Linked DNA regions of Mus musculus: region 1 is linked to region 2. A link is a loop called in an ENCODE intact Hi-C map of the cell type or tissue named here. Cell type or tissue: left cerebral cortex. All regions are shown on one strand. Links, peaks and the distances in the headings refer to the core of each region. The heading gives the core; the rest is flanking DNA. Region 1 holds the start of Gm33051 (a long non-coding RNA gene). Region 2 has its middle 71 kb from the start of Gm33102.

What was found. Peaks named below come from ENCODE experiments on the same cell type or tissue, not always from the same donor. Only the 100,000 strongest peaks of a DNase experiment are listed, where the experiment ranks them.
Region 1: it touches region 2 in a loop (13-fold over the local background); 37 of 42 quality-filtered maps call a loop at or near these places.

Annotation. Positions count from the first base shown.
Region 1 is chr3:28,810,984-28,820,565 of GRCm38, reverse strand. Gm33051 (a long non-coding RNA gene) reads left to right here and starts at 4,383. Exons shown (of 5, transcript XR_880714.1): 1 at 4,383-4,404; 2 at 6,581-6,695; 3 at 9,192-9,368. In left cerebral cortex, for the core only: a CTCF peak has its summit at 6,011; a DNase peak (open chromatin) is centred at 6,000.
Region 2 is chr3:28,963,209-28,972,790 of GRCm38, reverse strand. No RefSeq gene overlaps it. Among named protein-coding and RNA genes, the nearest start is that of Gm33102, 71 kb to the right of the region's middle. In left cerebral cortex, for the core only: a CTCF peak has its summit at 3,708; a DNase peak (open chromatin) is centred at 3,715.

The DNA of each region.
Region 1 (9,582 bases), core at 4,702-7,201, 150 kb after region 2:
CAATCCAACCCAGCACTCAGGCAGTCATATGGTTGTAGTAGGCTGCTTTTAAGGAGGGGTGGGGGCAGGGAGAGAAGAGGAAGCAAAATGGAGAGCTGGAATACATGAAGCCCTTGAAGTTTGGTTAGAAAAGTCAGCATAAAGTTGAGACTAAGAAAAACAAGATTTCTTTTTTGCAATTTTGTGTGTGTGTGTGTGTGTGTGTGTGTGTGCGCGTGCGTGCAGGGGGGAAGATAGCATGCATGTGAATTCAAGTGCTCTCAGAGACCAGAGGTGTCAGATCACCCTGGAGCTGGAATCACAGGTGGTTGGGAATAACCCAGTGTGGGTACTGGGAACCAAACTCGTGTCCTCTACAAGAACACTATGGCTCTTATTCACTGAGTCATCTTCCCAGCCCCCAAACCACAGTTTCTGAAAAGAATACTAGCATTAAAAATGCAGCCAAGAATTTTGCATCAGGGCAAATGGGACATCTGAAGATGTAAGGAAACTACCCATTGCAAGCTCAGGAGCATGAAAAAAGTAAATGCATTTGGGAAGAGTTTGGAATGCATTTGGTGCATCTCCTGGGCACCTTGATTGCATTGAGCAAATTAGAAAAGTCCCACAGGAACCCCAAAGCTGCTATAACAGTGGTCAAAAGAAGCTCTGTTACAACTTGAGATAGCAGCAAACCTCGGCAGTGCCTATTTTGCAAAATGCAAAAGTTTCAAAGTGATGGAGGCTTCAAGTCAGGTTTGAAGGCAAATCCTTGGAGTCAAGCAATGTGTGAGAGGGTCAGAAATCCTGCAGGCACCCCAACCCCTGAGAGTTTGGTGTGTGAAGCATAGGAGTGGGGAGTGGGGTGGGGGTGTGACATTAAAAATGAAATGAAGATCCAAGGAAGCTAGACATTCTAGATCACATGATGCCTGCTTAGAAAAGCCACAGACAATACTTCAGGCCAGCCCAGACGAGAGAGCAGACAGATTGCAAATGCTATGTCCATGGGGACAAAGATGCCAAATCTCTTCGGAGTGGACATCTGACCGTGTACCCTGTGTACTGGCTAGTTTTGTGTCAACTTGACACAGCTAGAGTTATCACAGAGAAAGGAGCTTCACTTGGGGAAATGCCTCCATGAGATCCAACTGTAAGGCATTTTCTTAATTAGTGATCAAGGGGGAAAGGCCCCTTGTGGGTGGGACCATCTCTGGGCTGGTAGTCTTGGTTCTATAAGAGAGCAGGCTGTGCAAGCCAGGGGAAGCAAGCCAGTAAGTAACATCCCTCCATGGCCTCTGCATCAGCTCCTGCTTCCTGACCTGCTTGAGTTCCAGTCCTGACTTCCTTTGGTGATGAACAGCAGCATGGAAGTGTAAGCTGAATAAACCCTTTCCTCCCCAACTTGCTTCTTGGTCATGATGTTTGTGCAGGAATAGAAACCCTGACTAAAACCCTGCTTATATGGCAAGCATCTATGAGTCTTCATGGCAGCCTTGCTGTTTTGGTACCTGTTTTGGTTCCATTTTCCTATTTTTCCTTTCACCCCAATGGTATGTAAATTGCTTGCTAGAAGCTTGTGACTTGCTGTTTAGGTTTTACAGAGGTCACAGTTAAGTTTGTCTTGAGTCTTAGAATTTAAAACTTAGGACTTTGGGCTTGGGTTTTAGAAGAATGTTCAAGCTGTTGAGGTAATGGGAACTCTGGTCCATGGAGTGTTGGACATTATCCACTTGAGAGCTAGTGGTAGAAAGTGATGGTTTAAGAAAATGTGTTTGGAGACTGCAGAGACAGCTCGGTCATTAAGAGTTGCTCTTCCGGAGGGCCTGAGTTAAATTACCATCACTCACATGGCAGCTCACAGCCATCTATAACTGTAGTCTCATGGTCTTTCATTTCAATACTGTATTCTGGTGTGCACAGATGTACATGTAGACAAAACAACCTTTTTTTAAAAAGTAAAATGTGTTTGGGTGACTCTTAGTCAAGCTGTGTTCTTGTGATTGTTAACGGTGTCAACTTGACTAGAAGGAGAATGGCTAGGGCATTAATAAAGCACATCTCTGAGTGAATCTATGAAGGCATGTCCAGGGAAGGTGAATCGAAAGAAAGGGGAAGAGCTGTGCTTAGTGTGCACAGCACCATCTCATAGCCTGGGGCATGGATAAAATTAAAGAGGAAAACAAAGAAAGCCCCAAGTATAGCCATCATCTCTTTCTGCTTCTTGGCTGCCATGATATCGGCTGCCATAGGCTGCCTTGCCTTCCCCTGCCAGGACGCACAGAAACAATGAGCAAAGAATAAATCCCGGGCTGGAGAGATGGCTCAGCCGTTAAAGGCTAGGCTCACAACCAAAAATATAAGAATAAATCCCTCTGCTTTTAAGTTGTTTAACTCGGGTATGTTGACATAGCAACGAATCTGATATGTATGTTTACAACACAAATGTATTTAGTAAGATTTTGAGTTTATCTTTATAAAGTTAAAAGATAGAAACAAAAAAATATGAGGCTTTTATATAAAAAATAGGGCATTATCTAATACATTTTACAAAAATTCTTATTTTTTAATTTTATGTGTACAAGTGTTTGCCTATATATGTACCACATGTGTGCAACCACATGTAGCAAGTGTTCTTAGACACCAAGTCAGACCTTCAGCCCTCTTTTTAAGATTTTATTAGATGGAATGAGTTTGCTATTTAAAAAAAAAAAGACATGTCAGAACAGGACCTGTTAGGAACATTAAAAAGGCTATGAGCATAATTCTTGGATATGTATCAGAAATAACATAGTAAAAAGAGGGAACCACTGCATATTCTAAAAGATGCTAATAATAATAATAATAATAATAATAATAATTCTTGGGAAATGATTACAATGAGGAGCCATAAAGGGAGCTCATGTCTGGAAACAGAAACCTAAAAAGAAAATGAGTTGGCACTTAAGAATGAGGATGTTTGTGAGACAGGCAAACAGTCATTTTGTCATAATTAATGTGTCATTGTAATTTCTCTTATGTGCATCCACGGCAGCATGTAGACCCATCATCCACATATAAACAGTACAGTGCAGAGATGCGCACACCAAAGGAAACAGTCTGTCCATCATTGTGCATTATGCTGTCATTTTTATTTTCTGTCTTTTTAAATTAATTAAAATATTTTGATTAATTCCTTAAGAATTTCAGTCAATACACTTTGATCTTATTCACCACAATTCTTTCTCCTTTCAAATACCCTCGCATCCACTACTCCAACAACTTCATATCCTTTTTGTCTTTTCAATAACCCATCAACTCCAATGTGTGTTGCTCATATACTCCTGGGGTACCTGCTAGAGTACCATTGACCCACCAGGAGCCATATCCTTAAAGTAAACCAACTCCCTCCCTCGGAACCAACTAAATCTCCATGGCTCCTCAGGCATCAGGACTCATGGACTCCTTCCCACTCAGTGTTGGAATATTGATGGCTTGGTCTTGAGCAGGGTTCCACAGCTGCTGGGAGGGCCATGAGCTCAGGAGTCTGTCAAGTCCAGAGGACACCATTTCCCTCCAGTCTTCCATGGACTCTAATTGCCTTTCCACCTCCTCTCCTGTGATGGTCCCCAAGCCTTGGAGAGATAGGTGATCTTGATGTCCCATTTGTGCCTGACTACTCCACTGACCATTAGTCTCTGCACTTTGACCAGTTTTGAGTTTCTGCATTAACCACTGTACAAAGAGACCTTTCTGATGAGGACTGAGTGCCACCAACCTACATAAGTTTAGAGGTCAGTTTGTTACTCTATTCATTTAACAGAATATTGGTAATAGGCTCACACATGGGGTCTGTGAGCTCCTTAACCATTGGTGTTGGACAGATTTATAGTACTAGGTACTAGCATTGGGTTGTTGATAGTCATATGTTCCCTCCTGTGGAGTTGGCCTTAATGAGGTTGGTAAGTACTCACATAACATTGGAGCCATGATTCACATTCATTTGCATGTCTTGTCACCCAGGTTCACAGCTTTTCTCCCTAGTAGTCTGCATAGCATCTTGCGGTACAATGTATAAGCAAAGCAAGGGCACAGTGCCAAAATGACCTCTCCATGGGTAGGGGAGTTTTCATCGTAGACACAAGAGAGAGAACAAGCAAACTGACAATTGCCAGGGCTATCTCAGAGCAGAGAAGACAGCAAAAATGGATAGTGTTACGGTTTGTATATGCATGAGCCAGGCAGTGGCACTATCAGGAGGTACTGCCTTGTTGGAGTGGGTGTGTCACTGTGGGTGTGGGCCTTAAGACCCTCCTCCTACCTGCCAGGAAGTCAGTGTTCTGCTAGCAGCCTTCAGATGAAGATGAAGCTCCTCCTGTGCCCGGCCTGCCTGGATGCTGCCATGGTCTCACCTCGGTGATCAAGGACTAAACCTCTGAACCTGTAAGCCAGCCTCAATTAAATACTGTCCCTATAACTCTATAAGAGTTGCCTTTGTCATGGTGTCTGCTCACATCAGTAAAACCCTAAGACAGAGGGAGAGTCCTGTCAGTCCTATGAGGTAGGGAGTGACAGGAGTGGGAGGAGGTGAGTTAGCTGGAGCAGCCTGGGAACTAGTGTAGTAGGGGTGAGAGAGCAGGGTCAGGAGACTAGCATATAGAGGCTTTGATATTCATAGCAAATACATGTTACTAGAAGCTGGAGGAGCCTGGAGGTTAGCATGGGCTTAGATATGTGATCACAGGTATATGTCAAGGGAAGTGGCTTCTTCTGGCCAGCAGAAAGCTGTTTCACAGGTCACCTAGAAACAATGACTGTAGGCATTCATCTCTGCCCCATTGGTCCTTCTATGGTGTAGCTTATAGACAATACCATTTTTGGAACCACTGGATATGGTGACTGGACCACCAGCTTCCCATCATGGATGGGGGAGGAGAGAGGGTGCAGAGGACCCAGGCTTCCCCAGGAGGTCTGGGCAGTCTGTGTGTGCAGGGAAGAAGAGTAGCCTCAGTGGTGTGGCCACTGGTACAGTTCCTCACTCAAGTAAATTAACTTCTGGGGGCATGCAGATAATCCTAATTGAATGCTAATGTAATGGTCACAAAACACACAAGTAAGATGTGAAAGGGGGGGTGTAGACTTGGGAAAGTGTGAGGGGGAGGGTAATGGACTGTGATCAAAGAACTTTATGCATAGGAATAAAATTCTGAATATTTTTTAAGTTTAATAGATTTAAAAGAAGCTCTGTTTTTTGAAAAGCTTGTATGTATATTCATATATAAACACAGGCCTCTCTCTCTCTCTCTCTCTCTCTCTCTGGTACAAATATAAGAAATCATGTAATACTCTTCATGAAATCTTGAGCAATACCTTCATTAACAAAAAGCACTATCTTTGCTATGATACATATATCAATGGAAATGTATTTAAGCATATGAAGGACTTCATCGCAATTTAAATTATATTTTACAGTCAAATGTTTACAAAAGCCTTCATTCCTTTAATAGAGCTTTAAAAATAATCAGGAGATTTCATATAAACAATAAATAAACTATTTTGTTTGATTCATATTGTGTGTAGTAAGAGGGTTGGGGACAAATATTTGTTAATATGCATCATAAGTACTGCAAAACACACGGAAAGGGATCAATTTATATCCTGAATTCAGGTGTAACGCGAATGTATTTTTTTGATTTTCAAATATGACTTGTTGAATTTTTAAGTTGCAAATGAGGGATTATGAAAGTGTATCTAGAAGTATCTTCATTGAAATACTTTTAAGATTGCTCTTCTTGAAGTATAGTGACTCAAGACGTTTTGAAAGGAGTCAAAGGCAAAAAAGGAAATATGCTTATATCTGCAGTAAAGCCAACCAGATCAACGATTCGAAATTCAAGTGTCTGAAATAACATGGCTATTCTAAAAAACTTTAGTGGCACACACTTTTATAAACAATTCTTTCCTGTCTTGCTTTAAAATTCAGTCTCAATAAAATATCCTCTTCTGAAGCACAAAAATGTGCTATATCCCCATCTAGTGACAGAACTTGTAATTGCATCCCCTGTGTATCCTGGAGTAATCATTACAGAATGTTAGCAAAATGGCATGTGCAGGCAGTCCGAACATATTTTCATGCCATTTTGGATGCCTCCTTTTTGTAGTTATATGGGATTAAAATACCCTATATGGTTCTTTTAAGAGCTTCTCTTTTCCGTGGTTTGGACTATGACATACTAGTTTCTTCCCTACCTGACCATCAGCTACCTAAGCTCATGTCCACTCCCTGGTCCCTGTTTGCCTACACACCGGAACCCTCAACGCTTAACTTTCTGATTTGGAGAATCAGGGAAGGAAAGGGCACTAGGATTTATCAAAACGAGGGATCCTGTACCGTATCTGAGACCCACCTAAGAATGTTTTTTAAAAAAAAAGAAGAAAGAAAGAAAGAAAGGAAGGGAGGGAGGGAGGGAGGGAGGGAGGGAGGGAGGGAGGGAGGGAGGGAGGGAGGGAGGAAAGAAAGAAAGAAAGAAAGAAAGAAAGAAAGAAAGAAAGAAAGAAAGAAAGAAAGAAAGAAAGAAAGAAAGAAAGATGTCTGATATATTCTTGTACACTTCATCAGGGAGAGGCCCAGCTTGAGTGCTTGGAGTGGTTTCATTGTGCATCTTGGATTAGACCAAAGTAAATTCCAAGGCAGCAGACATCATTTGCACAGAGGAAACCAGAACCCACTGCAGGTGAGCACATCTGTCGTCAGGGCGTTTTGGCGTTTGGAGTCTCTGACACCAAAGAAACATTAGTTTGCCCATTTGCATAGTAGGGATCTATCATACCATTACTTTAAATTTTAAAAACTGATTATTTTTTATTTATTATTTTTACTGATGTGTAAGTACCTGTGTGTGGGTAAAGGGACTCGTACCAGTTTGTATCCAGAGGTCAGAGGCACTAGATCCCCAGAAGCTAGAGATCATGAGATGCCAGGTTTTCAAGAGCACTGTGCACTGTGCCATCTTTCCAATCTTCTACCCTATTGTGTGTAAAACTTTCCATATATACATATACATATACATATACATATACATATACATATACATATACATATACATATACATATACATATATATATTATATATATATATATATATATATTTCAAAGCTCAAATTCAGTGATGTAAGAGTTTGTCCTCATTTCTTAATCTAGAAGTTAAATCTGTAATCAATTTTATCTCCATCTACGGTTCATTTCTCTCTATATCCCATGATCAAATCCTGTTGTACTTTACATGCAATCTCTGTGTGTGTATATATATACACATATATATACATATCAATAAATATGTAAAAAATTTTTAAAAAGAAACAAAAGTTTACCATACCCATCCTTATGATATTTTAGGACAACCCCTGACTAGTCCCCGTCTAAGTAACCATTATTATCTCTCTTTTCATCTTTCTTGGCTCACAAGTTTCTTAGCCTTTGCTAATTTCTCCAGCCATTTTGCTAATTAGTGTCTCCCTACAAATACATTTTGCATGATATTTTCAGCCTGATGTCTTACATTTTCCTGTACAAATACACACATTTCCACTTCGCTTTCTTGCTGTCTTTCTGCTAACTCGCCAGGGTTTCCCCACCTTTTCCATGCTCTTCCAGTCCTTCCACGCCCAGCTCTATTTCCTCCTGTTTGTTCACACCTCAGAGATGAGGTGCAGAAGAGAGAGTGTGGCATCAGGCTGATGGCAAGCGTTGCAAGGCTGGCTGTTCCATCAGGACAATGGGCATTAGAGAGAATATCCAGCGCCCGCCTAAGCATTAGGACCAGAAGTTGGATGCCCAGAGCCCGTGCTAAAGCCTGACTTGCCTGTGAATGGATGTAGCCTCAGTACTTCTGGGCAGTGGGGAATGGGAGGGTGGGAGTGGAGGTGTGGAGGATGGAGGACCTGGAGACAAGCAGATCATCAGGGTGTGGGCATGGCGGAGTCGGGGTGGGGCTCACAGTTAGTGTGACTTGGTGAGCTCCTAATCCAGTGAGACCTTGCCTCAAAACGTAAAGTAGAGAGGGGCGGGACAGATGGTTCAGTAATTAAGAGAACTTGCTGCTCTTGCGAGAGACTCAGCTTTGGTTGTGAGCACCCTTGTGGCAACTCACAACTATCTGTACCCCCAGTTACAAGGGATCCAGTGCCCTCTTTGGCCTCTGTTGGCACCAGGGACAGAGATATATGCAGACAAGCAAAACACAGAGATGCATAAAAAAATAACACATAAATGTTAAATACTCAAATTCCACCTCTGGCCTCCACGGGTGTACACACACACACACACACACACACACACGTTCATACATATAAGTCCACTGGCATACGCATGTGTGCATCCACATCCAAACAATGCAAAATGCACACAAACAGAAATATACAATAGTATATTATATCATGTATACATACATGTATATACAAAGTATACATGTATTATATAAATTTATATATATATCATGTAAATATATTATTCATTATATATCAATATATTATATATTATTTATGGTATATCAATACAATTAATCGATATATATATATGTGTATATCTATATCTATATCTATATCTATATCTATATCTATATCTAGATCTAGATCTATATCTATATCTATATATCTTATACATAGCATTGGGCTTTACTGTCCCTACTAACACTATATGGTCTTGATTCGTGTACCTGGGTAACAAGTTTTGAAACTGGGCACACTGTTTTCTCCCATTGTACTCCAGTTCAATGTTTTCACTGTTATGAGTCCTTAATCTTTTCATCTAAATTTTAGCATTCGCAGGTTTTTCGAGTGAAAATGAATGGGCCCTTGTTTCCTTAGGGAGGGCTACCTCTCCCACTTCACACGTGGTGGGGGTAGGGGAGACACTCCACCTGCCCTGTCTACTCCAGAGTCATGCCACCACTGGATTAAGCTCATTGGTTACTCTCAGGATTGGCTTAGGGAAGGACACCTGGCCTAGTTCCAACCAAGGAGACTTTAGCCCTGAACTTCCTTTTTGCTTGTCAGGTTGTTGTTTTTTTTTTTTTTCTTTTGTTCATTTGTTTTGTTTTTGTACTGTTCGCAATTTATTGGTGCTTAGCCATTGAGAGACAGAAAAGCAGCTAGGAGATAGCTTGACACTCCCAGCTACATCCACATATTCAGTAAAACACAGCATTTTTTTCATAAAACCTGCCCTGCAGACACAGGCATGATAACTGTGAAGCAGCAGAGCAATAAGACGAAGCAATTCAGAATTCTGTCTGAGCACAAAATCAAGAATGCTGACACACCCACAAAAAGAACAAAGTATATTCCTTCTCACCCAATATAAGGAGCTGCAGTTGCTTCAGGAGGATGGCCTTGGGGACTGATCTGAGGTAAAATCTTCTGTGAGGTAAAATCATAAAGATGCCTGCAATGGCTGAACTTGATGGCAACTTGTCTGGACCTGGAATCAGGCTAGCCACTGGCACTCCAGTGAGAGTTTTTGTTTTGTTTTGTGGTTGTTTGTCTGTCTATCTGTTTTGTTTTCCTTTTCCAAGACAGGGTTTTTCTGTGTAGTCCCGACTGTCCTGGAACTTGCTCTCTAGC
Region 2 (9,582 bases), core at 2,403-4,902:
CCCAATTTCCTATATGAATATCGATACAAAAATACTCAATAAAATCCTTATGACCAAATCCAAGAAAACATCAAAATGATCATCCATCGTGACCAAGTAGGCTTCATACCAGAGATGCAGGGATGGTTTAATATATGGAAATCCATCAATGTAATCCACTATATAAACAAACTCAAAAAAAAGACAAAAATCACATGATCATCTCGTTAGATGTTGAGAAATCATTTGACAAAATCCAACACCCATTCATGATAAAAGTCATGGAAAGGAATTCAAGGCCCATACCTAGATATAATAAAAGCAATATACAGCAAACCAGTAGCCAACATCAAACTAAATGGAGAGAAACTTGAAGCAATCCTACTAAGATCAGGGACTAGACAAGGCTGCCCACTTTCTCCCTACCTATTCAATATAGTACTAGAAGTCCTAGCCAGAGCAATTCGATAACCAATGGAGATCAGGGGGATACAAATCAGAAACGAAGAAGTCAATATATCACTATTTGCAGATGATATGATACTATATATGTGACACTAAAAATTCCACCAGAAAACTCCTAAACCTGATAAACAGCTTCAGTGCAGTAACTGGATATAAAATTAACTCAAACAAATCAGTAGACTTTCTCTACACAAATGATAAACAGGCTGAAAAAGAAATTAGGGAAACAACACCCTTCACAATAGTCACAAATAATATAAAATACCTTGGTGTGACTCTAACTAAGGAAGTGTAAGATCTTGTCATATATGACAAGAACTTCAAGTCTCTGAATAAAGAAATTGAAGAAGACCTCAGAAGAAGGAAAGATCTCCCATGCTCATGGACTGGCAGGATTAATATAGTAAAAATGGCTATCCTGCTGAAAGCAATCTACAGATTCACTGCAATCCAAATCAAAATACCAACTGAACTCTTCACTGAGTTAGAAAGGGCAAATTGCAAATTCATCTGGAATAACAAAATAACTAGGGTACCAAAATCTATTCACTGCAATCCAAATCAAAATACCAACTGAACTCTTCACTGAGTTAGAAAGGGCAAATTGCAAATTCATCTGGAATAACAAAATAACTAGGGTACCAAAATCTATTCTCAACAATAAAAGAACTCTGGGGGAATCACCATGCCTGACTTCAAGGTCTACTACAGAGCAATTGTGATAAAAACTGCATGGTACTGGTACAGCAACTGGTAAAGTAAGGTAGATCAATGGACTAGAATTGAAGACCCAGAAATGAACCCACACACCTATGGTCACTAGATCTTTGACAAGGGATCTAAAACCATCCAGTGGAAAAAAAGACAGCATTTTCACCGAATTATGCTGGCACAACTGACTGTTATCATGTAGAAGAATGCGAATTGATCCATTCCTATCTCCTTGTACAAAGCTCAAGTCTAAGTGGATCAATGAACTCCACATAAAACTGGAGACACTGAAATTAATAGAGGAGAAAATGGGAAAAGCCTCGCAGTTATGGGCACAAGGGAAAAATTCCTGAATAGAAAAGCAATGGCTTGTGCTGTAAGATTGAGAATTGACATATGGGACCTCATAAAATTGCAAATCTTCTGTAAGACAAAAGACACTGTCAATAAGACAAAAAGGCAACCAAGAGATTGGGAAAGAATTTTTACCAATCCTAATCTGATTGGAGACTAATATCCAATATACAACAAAGAACTCAAGAAGCTGAACTCCAGAAAATCAAATACCCCTATTAAAAATGGAGTACAGAGCTAAACAAGAATTCTCACCTGAGGAATACCAAATGTCTGGGAAGCACCTGAAAAGGTGTTCAACATCCTTAATCATCAGGGAAATGCAAATCAAAATAACCCTGAGATTCCACCTCACACCAGTCAGAATGGCTAAGATCAAAAATTCAGGTGACAGCAGATGCTTGCTAGGATGTGGAGAAAGAGGAACACTCCTCCATTGTTGGTGGGATTGCAAGCTTGTACAACCACTCTGGAAATCAGTCTGGTGGTTCCTCAGAAAATTGGACATCATAATACTGGAAGATCCAGCAATACCTCTCCTGGGCATATACCCAGAAGATGTTCCAACTTGTAATAAGGACACATGCTACACTATGTTCATAGCAACCTTATTTATAATAGCCAGAAGCTGGAAACAACCCAGATATCTCTCAACAGAGGAATGGATACAGAAAATGTGGTACATTTACACCATGGAGTAGTACTCAGGTATTAAAAACAATGAATTTATTTCATGCTAGGCAAATGGATGTATCTGGAGGATATCATTCTTAATGTGGTAACCCAATCACAAAAGAAGTCATTTGATATGCATTCACTGATAAGCGGATATTAGCCCAGAAACTTAGACTATCCAAGATACAATTTGAAAAACACATAAAACTCAAGAAGAAGGAAGTGTGGATAGTTCGCTCCTTCTTAGAATGGGGAACGAAATATCCATGGAAGGAGTTACAGAGCCAAAGGTCAGAGTTGAGACAGAAGTAAGGACCATCCAGAGACTGTCCCACCTGGGGATCCATCTCATATACAACCACCAAACCCAGACACCATTGCCAATAAAATTTTGCTGACAGGACCCTGATATTGCTTTCTCTTGTGAGGCTATGCCAGTCCCTGGCAAATACGGAAGTGGATGCTCACAGTCATCTATTGGGTGGAACACAGGGCCCCTAATGAAGGAGCTAGAGAAAGTAACCAAGCAGCTAAAGGGGTCTGCAACCATATAGGAGGAACAACAATATGAACTAACCAGTACCACTCAGAGCTGTGTCTCTTGTTGCATATGTAGTGGTGGAGGGCCTTATTGGCCAACAATGGGAGGGGAGGCCCTTGGTCTTGGGAATATCATATGCCCCAGTACAGGGAAATGCCAGGGCCAGGAAGTGCGAGTGGGTGGGTTGGGGAGCAGGGTGGGGGGAGTGTATGGGAGGCTTTGGGGATAGCATTTGAAATGTAAATGAAGAAAATACCTAATAAAAAAAGAAAAAAGAAAGTCAAGTTACACATTCATCAATACATATCAAAAGATCACACATTGATCACACATTGCAGGTGGATGTAATAGTAATGAGCAAATTTGAATAAGTCAAGCTTTTCATCTTCTTTGGACTACTTTCTCTCATAAGGCTCTGTGAATGTAACTGTTCTTCATTATGAAAGTTACAATATCCTAAAAGTGACATTTAATTTAGTGCACACATTCAATAGTAACATTGGTTTTATTCCAACAACTCGTCTGGAATTAATTTAATGCATTCTGAATTTAGTTTGATTTCACTTCATGAAACAAAGAAACTTTTTATGTCATCATCATCATCACAAATTTGGTTTGATTCTACATCTGAAGGCCATTGTTGCTAAACTCTTAACTCTCTTCATTTAACCCCTAAAAGTATTAAAAATAAAAGAGATATTTACTAAAAAAAGAAAAGGAAAAAAAGATAAAAAACGAAAAGAAAAAAGAAAGAAATCAGTACCAGACAATACTTAGTAATGTCCAATACTTTCTATGTCTTGAGCATAGATGGATTAAAACATAAAGCCCCAAATAAGCATCACTATTATTATTTGTTTGTTTGTTTATTATGTTTCTGCTACCTAGGTACCATCAAACCCAACTTATTATTTAAAGCATGTATAAACCCAGAAGTCATCAGGTTGGCCATTTAATTTTCTCTGAAATTCTCCCTATCGCCACGAGGTGTCGCGCATGACCAGGCTTTTGTCACTTCATAGGTACAGATTCCTCTGGTGAAGATCTGTGGTTTCTTCTAGACAACTACAAGAGTTTCTTTTGATTATTTTTGTAGACTCCTCTAAGTTTCTTTAGTATGTGAAATTGCTGAAATGTATTTTCCTAATCTTTAGCAGGCTCTCTGTGTAAGTACTTAAGAGAAAAAGCCTGAGGAGTTACTGAACAGCACATTTAAATGAGAGAGAGAGAGAGAGAAAGACAGAGAGAGAGAGAGAGGGAGGGAGAGAGAGAGAAAGAGAGAGAAAGGGAGAGAGAGAGAGAGAAGGGAGGGGAGAGAGAGGGGAGGGAGAGGGGAGAGAGAGAGAGAAGGAAGGGAGGAAGGGGAGGGAGGAGAAAAAGTGTGGGAGGACTACAGTATCATCCATATTTCTCTGAATATTCTTAGTACATAGAATTTACAAGACCCCTCCACCCCAAATATATTTTAAGTCTTTCACATTTATGCCACTCTCCTATGTCTCTATCAAAAGTGGTCTTTTTAAAAACTTGATTGTGTATAAGTATTCGATTTATATCCATCCAAATTCTGTAGAGGAACAGGAAAAAGTGGCTACGAGCCACCCCAAATCATATAACTATGCACTTAGAAATCAAGGTGCTTAACATGCAGTGGTAGTTAAGAAGTGGGCATGCTCAGGCGATCACCCACTGAAAAACAAGCCTGTTACATGAAGGGAATAAGAAAGTAGAAAGAGTTGTTTGGAATCCGGAGAAGAGGAGAAAGAAGGGCGTGGTGCATTTTGTTCTCAGGGGAGGACAGTAGAACTCTTACAGGATCTCACTGGAGCATCTCAAAGTCCTTGTGGAATTGCGATTCTTTGGTTGTCATCTTCACTCTAGTCTGCACTCCTCCATGGAGGTAGCACCACAGGCAGCTTTGAGACCTGGCAGACTTCTGTAGCCTTTCCAGTAGGTTTCTCCAGGTTCAGCTCCCTGAGCAGATCGACTCCACCTGGAAGTCTCCCGGGGCACAAGAAGTCAGCACGTGTTCCCAGCTGACTCTGGCTTCTCGTGCAACTTACCCCAGTCTCTATCTGACATACAGGGGACCACCTTTCCTTCAATTCTTCCTTGTCCATCTCAATACTACTTGGTCACCACAAAGCCCAATAGTTTAAATTGTGTTCAATTCTCCAGCTTTCATCCCTGGTGTGATTCCTGACTTCTCTCTCTGTGTCTCTGTCTCTCTCTGTCTCTGTCTCTCTGTCAATCTCTCCCTGTCTCTGTCTCTCTCTCTGTTTCTGCCTATGTCTCAAATATTTTTTTATGAATTAATTATTTAATATCAGCTCCCCTTTCCTCCCAGTATTCCCTCACACAAGTCCTGCCCCATTGTACTTTCCCATTCTTTTTGAGTCGCTGCAGGACTCGGTGCTTCCCCTCTGACTGGCACTAGACAAGGTAGTGCATTTAGGGGGAGTGAGATTCGCAGGCACTGACTGGAGCTAGACAAGGCAGTGCATTTAGAAGGGAGTGGGATTCACAGGCAGGTAGGCCGTAGGCTCAAGGGCAGACACAGCTTCAGTTTTGGGGGACCCACATGAAGATCCAGCTTCTCTAGCTCCGCCCATGCTCACTCTGGTTGGTGGTTCAGTCTGATGGAGGAGGAGAAGGATTGAGGGGCCTGAAGAGGACACCACTCTTGCTCTAAGTGCTCATCATCTCTCACGAGGATGCCTAGTGGGCACTTGACACTCCCCCACCCCGTTTTCTCCCCATATATTCCACAAGTCATTATCTTACCCTCCCCAGAAGGCTGAGTTCCTTTTTCCAAACAAGTGTAAGCAAATGATCTCTGCTTAAACTCTATTCTATCTCTAAGGTGAAAGTTCAATTTTTTACAAAAAAATCCTTAAAAGGCCTTCCTTTCTGACATAATTTAATACTGTTAATCTAAACCCTAGACTACAAAAAAAAAAGCTGATAATCACAGTTTCAAAGTTTAATGAATACTTGTATTATTAATTTTCTCTCTTTTTCCTTCCTTCTTTCCTTCCTTCCTTCCTTCCTTCCTTCCTTCCTTCCTTCCTTCCTTCCCTCCTTCCTCCCACCCTACTACCAGGGTTTCCTAAATCTCAGTCTGGCCTCTTTCTCTTCACCTGATGAAAGCATTGAGCTTCTGGTCCTCCTGCTTCTACCTGCTGAGTTCTGGGATAGCATGTGTGCAGGACCACACACAGTTTATGTGGTTCTCGGGGTTGAACACAGGACTCCGTTCATGCTAAACAAGCTCTCTGTAGGTGGCTCCATGCCAAAGATGCACTGTTGCTGAAATGCCTTGCTTTTTTTTCCTTCTTGCATGTTCATCTCCATGACTCATGATTTTTATTCAAGACTCATCTCCTAGATTGATCGTCCTTCTTCCTGTCCCGGTGACTTGTATGAACTTGTACTATTGTGTTGTCATGGTTTTCTTGATGCCAGTACTCTGAGTTCCCTCATACCAGCCACTGCTTCTTCTTGACTTCCTAAGTGACAGATGCGCTATGTAACATTCACAATATATCAAACAACCGGTGAATGAACAGTCGGTGTAATGGTTGGCAAATGTTATGGGCTGTTTAATGAGTTGAGTTCTGTACTAAGACATTATAAATGTTATTGCAATTAACTCATTCAATAGCCATTCGGAGTTCTGCAAGTGTTCAATCCTTCCAACAATGTATGGCCTAAATAAGCAGGCCATTCTTCAGAGGACTTGAGAGGGAAAGGCCAGGATATGAGAAAGACAGAGAAGATAAAATCACAAGCTATGTACATGCCAAACAAGTATATTAAGAACCACAGTATTATATCTACTGTATATAGGAGGAAAATGGCCAAGGTCAGCAGAGACTAAGGCCAGAGGGATGTGGTAGATTCGCAGAAAAAGCAGCCTTGACTGCTTCAAGGCCCTGGCCCCAGCCGCAGACTGGACCTTGTCAAGCCTGCTCCTGGACAAGGACACAGAGCTAAACTTCCCTTTGCCATTTTATTGGGTCTTCTGAGAGAGTCATGGGTCAGTCTGGCTCTCCACAGTATATTTCAGAAATTATGGATCAACACATGCAAAATCAGCACACACAGGCAAGGGCTCTGATGCTTTGCTTGGTTTATTTCTTGGCATATTTCAATTCCCTTAGCCTCAAACATTTGTTGCCTCCACAAAGACTGAGTATTAATAAATACTATTTTGAATTCCAAACAAAAATAAGAAAGAAAAAAAGTGACTATGTATTTCTGAAGGTAGTTCTTGAAGGTTTACTGCTGATTTCAGCTAAAATGGTAGTTGTGACTGTGAGTTCTTAGTAAGAATTCCTAAACAATTCCCTTCTCTTTGGACCACAGCGTTACTTCACTGGAAGCCAGGTAGGTGCACACCTGTTGAAGAGTGTTCAGCATCCTCTGTAGGACCGACCTCACTGTGAAGTTTCCATGCCATTTGAGTTACTGACCCCCCATCTCTGAATGCTGCTGGGTAGGAATAACATCCACAGGCTTACATTTCTAGTTTCCATATCCAAATGATCTGAGCCAAGAGATGTAGAGGTGCAGGAATCTATCCAGAATTTACAGTACATTGGAGTCATAGCCATGTTTGAACTGTGTCTGCAGCCCTCCCTACCTCTCAGCATGTGTCTTAGTCAGGGTTTCTATTCCTGCACAAACATCATGACCAAGAAGCAAGTTGGGGAGGAAAGGGTTTATTTGGCTTACTCTTCCATACTGCTGTTCATCACCAAGGAAGTCAGGACTGGAACTCAAGCAGGTCAGGAAGCAGGAGCTGATGCAGAGGCCATGGAGGGATGTTCTTTACTGGCTTGCTCAGCCTGCTCTCTTATAGAACCAAGACTACCAGCCCAGAGATGGTCCCACCCACAAGGGGCCTTTCCTCCTTGATCACTAATTGAGAAAATGCCTTACAGCTGGATCTCATGGAGGCATTTCCTCTACTAAAGCTCCTTTTTCTGTGATAGCTCCAGCTGTGTCAAGTTGACACAAAACTAGCCAGTACAGCATGGGTACTGTGCTTAGTACTAATTCGACATTTCATCCTAACAGGCAAATAGGATGCTATTCAAGGCAGTGTATTTCTGCAAGACACCAAGATTTACACCAAAGTGTGCAACTGCATGTAAGCAGACAAGTGAGTCCGACCAGCAGAGACCTTGTGGTCAGAGTGGTCAGCTCTTGGCCTCACATTCTTGTCAGGTTGCCTAATTTCAAACAGCATTGTTGACCAGCAAAATGCTGCTTCTGAGAACACATACTTTGCTGACTGAGGGAGGGACTGTCTCTAAGATGGAGTCTTTACAAATCTATTTCAAGATGAAACTTCCTGTGTTTCATTTAACCCATGGCAGAAAACAAAAACAAAACAAAACAAAACAAAACCCAGTATGTTTCATTTACATCTCCCACAGTCCATAAGGCATTCTTTAAGAGAAATGCAGGATTTCTTTAGTGCTCTAACTCAGTACTGTAAACAAGTCTAAATTTGACTCATTTACAAAGATTTTTGACTCTTCTCTCACCCCACCCAGGTGTCACCATTAGTTTGGAGCTGGGATTATCAAAGCATCAAAGTCTGACGCTTTATTAGATTATGGATTAATATTACATCATAACATTCTGGGGAAAGTACACAGAAAATTCTGAGAGCCTGCCAGTGGTGTGCCTGATTGTCTGTGGGTGGCCACTGACCCCAGAAACTTTGGTTTTACAAAAAAAGAACTCCATGTCCCGGGATCACAAAAATATGGTATTAAGTCTACCTTCATTTTGCAAGGGTCCATGATTCACGGAAGAATGATACCCCAGACTCAAATAGTATATAAACACAAAGAGTGTTTTATTCTGCAGAAGTCCAGCATATTGGGGTCACTCCATTTCCAGGATGACACCCAATTGAGCTTGCAGCCCTGATTTAAAGCACATTAGGGAATTCCAGGGTAGGTTTCCTCTATGTTAATCTGTTTGGTCCATCTCTACAGACATTCCTTTACCAGGGTATGAGAGCTGAAAACTTGCTAGGGAGGTCTGGAAACTTTTGCTGAGGAAGTCTGGAAACTGCTGCTAACACATTATTCTTCCCTTGGGCCAGGTGGCAGGGCAACTTCTAAGGCCTGGACTTGCCTAGACTTGCCTAGTTCTTGGAAACAGAGATTTAGGCCTAGTCTCCTTAACTGCCAGTTTTAAGCCTGTCCTGGAATCAGCTTAGCAGTCTCAATTTCAATGTAGAGTGCACAACAAGTTTTCTGTGGCAAGGGTGACTCTTAAGTAAAGGGCATATAGCTGGCTCAAGAACCAGATAAAACGTTAGAAGATTGAGAATATTTCCAGGGGAAGCCAGGCATGCAAGGGCCATAGCAGCCTTGGTTTCTTATTAATTCTACAAGTTGTGAACCCAAAGTTGCTTCCACTGCTCACAATAGTTGTTTCTGCTGAGTGGTGATGTTCCTTGGTCTATTACAAGTGGAAAAGGTTTGATTCAAGAGCCTTTGGAAAATTGATCCTTGAAGATACCATGCTAGGATTCAGCCTTTGATGAAGTCTCTCCAGATCCTCATTCCACAAGCCCTTCTGTGTAACCAAAAGCATGTTATTCGTGTTGTTTTCTCTGTATTGAACTAATTCACCAAGAAGAAACTGGCTCATTAATCCCAGGGAGTAACTGAAACTTTCAAAGCTCAGAGTCTCTTGAAATGTCCAAGATACACAGGCACCTTTCCAACAGTTACATAAAACTGTAAAAATTGTTGGAGGAGGAGATTGCTCTGCTATCTCAGCTGAGCTCCATGGATTCATTTTATAACTCAGGCTTGGATGAGCTTGTA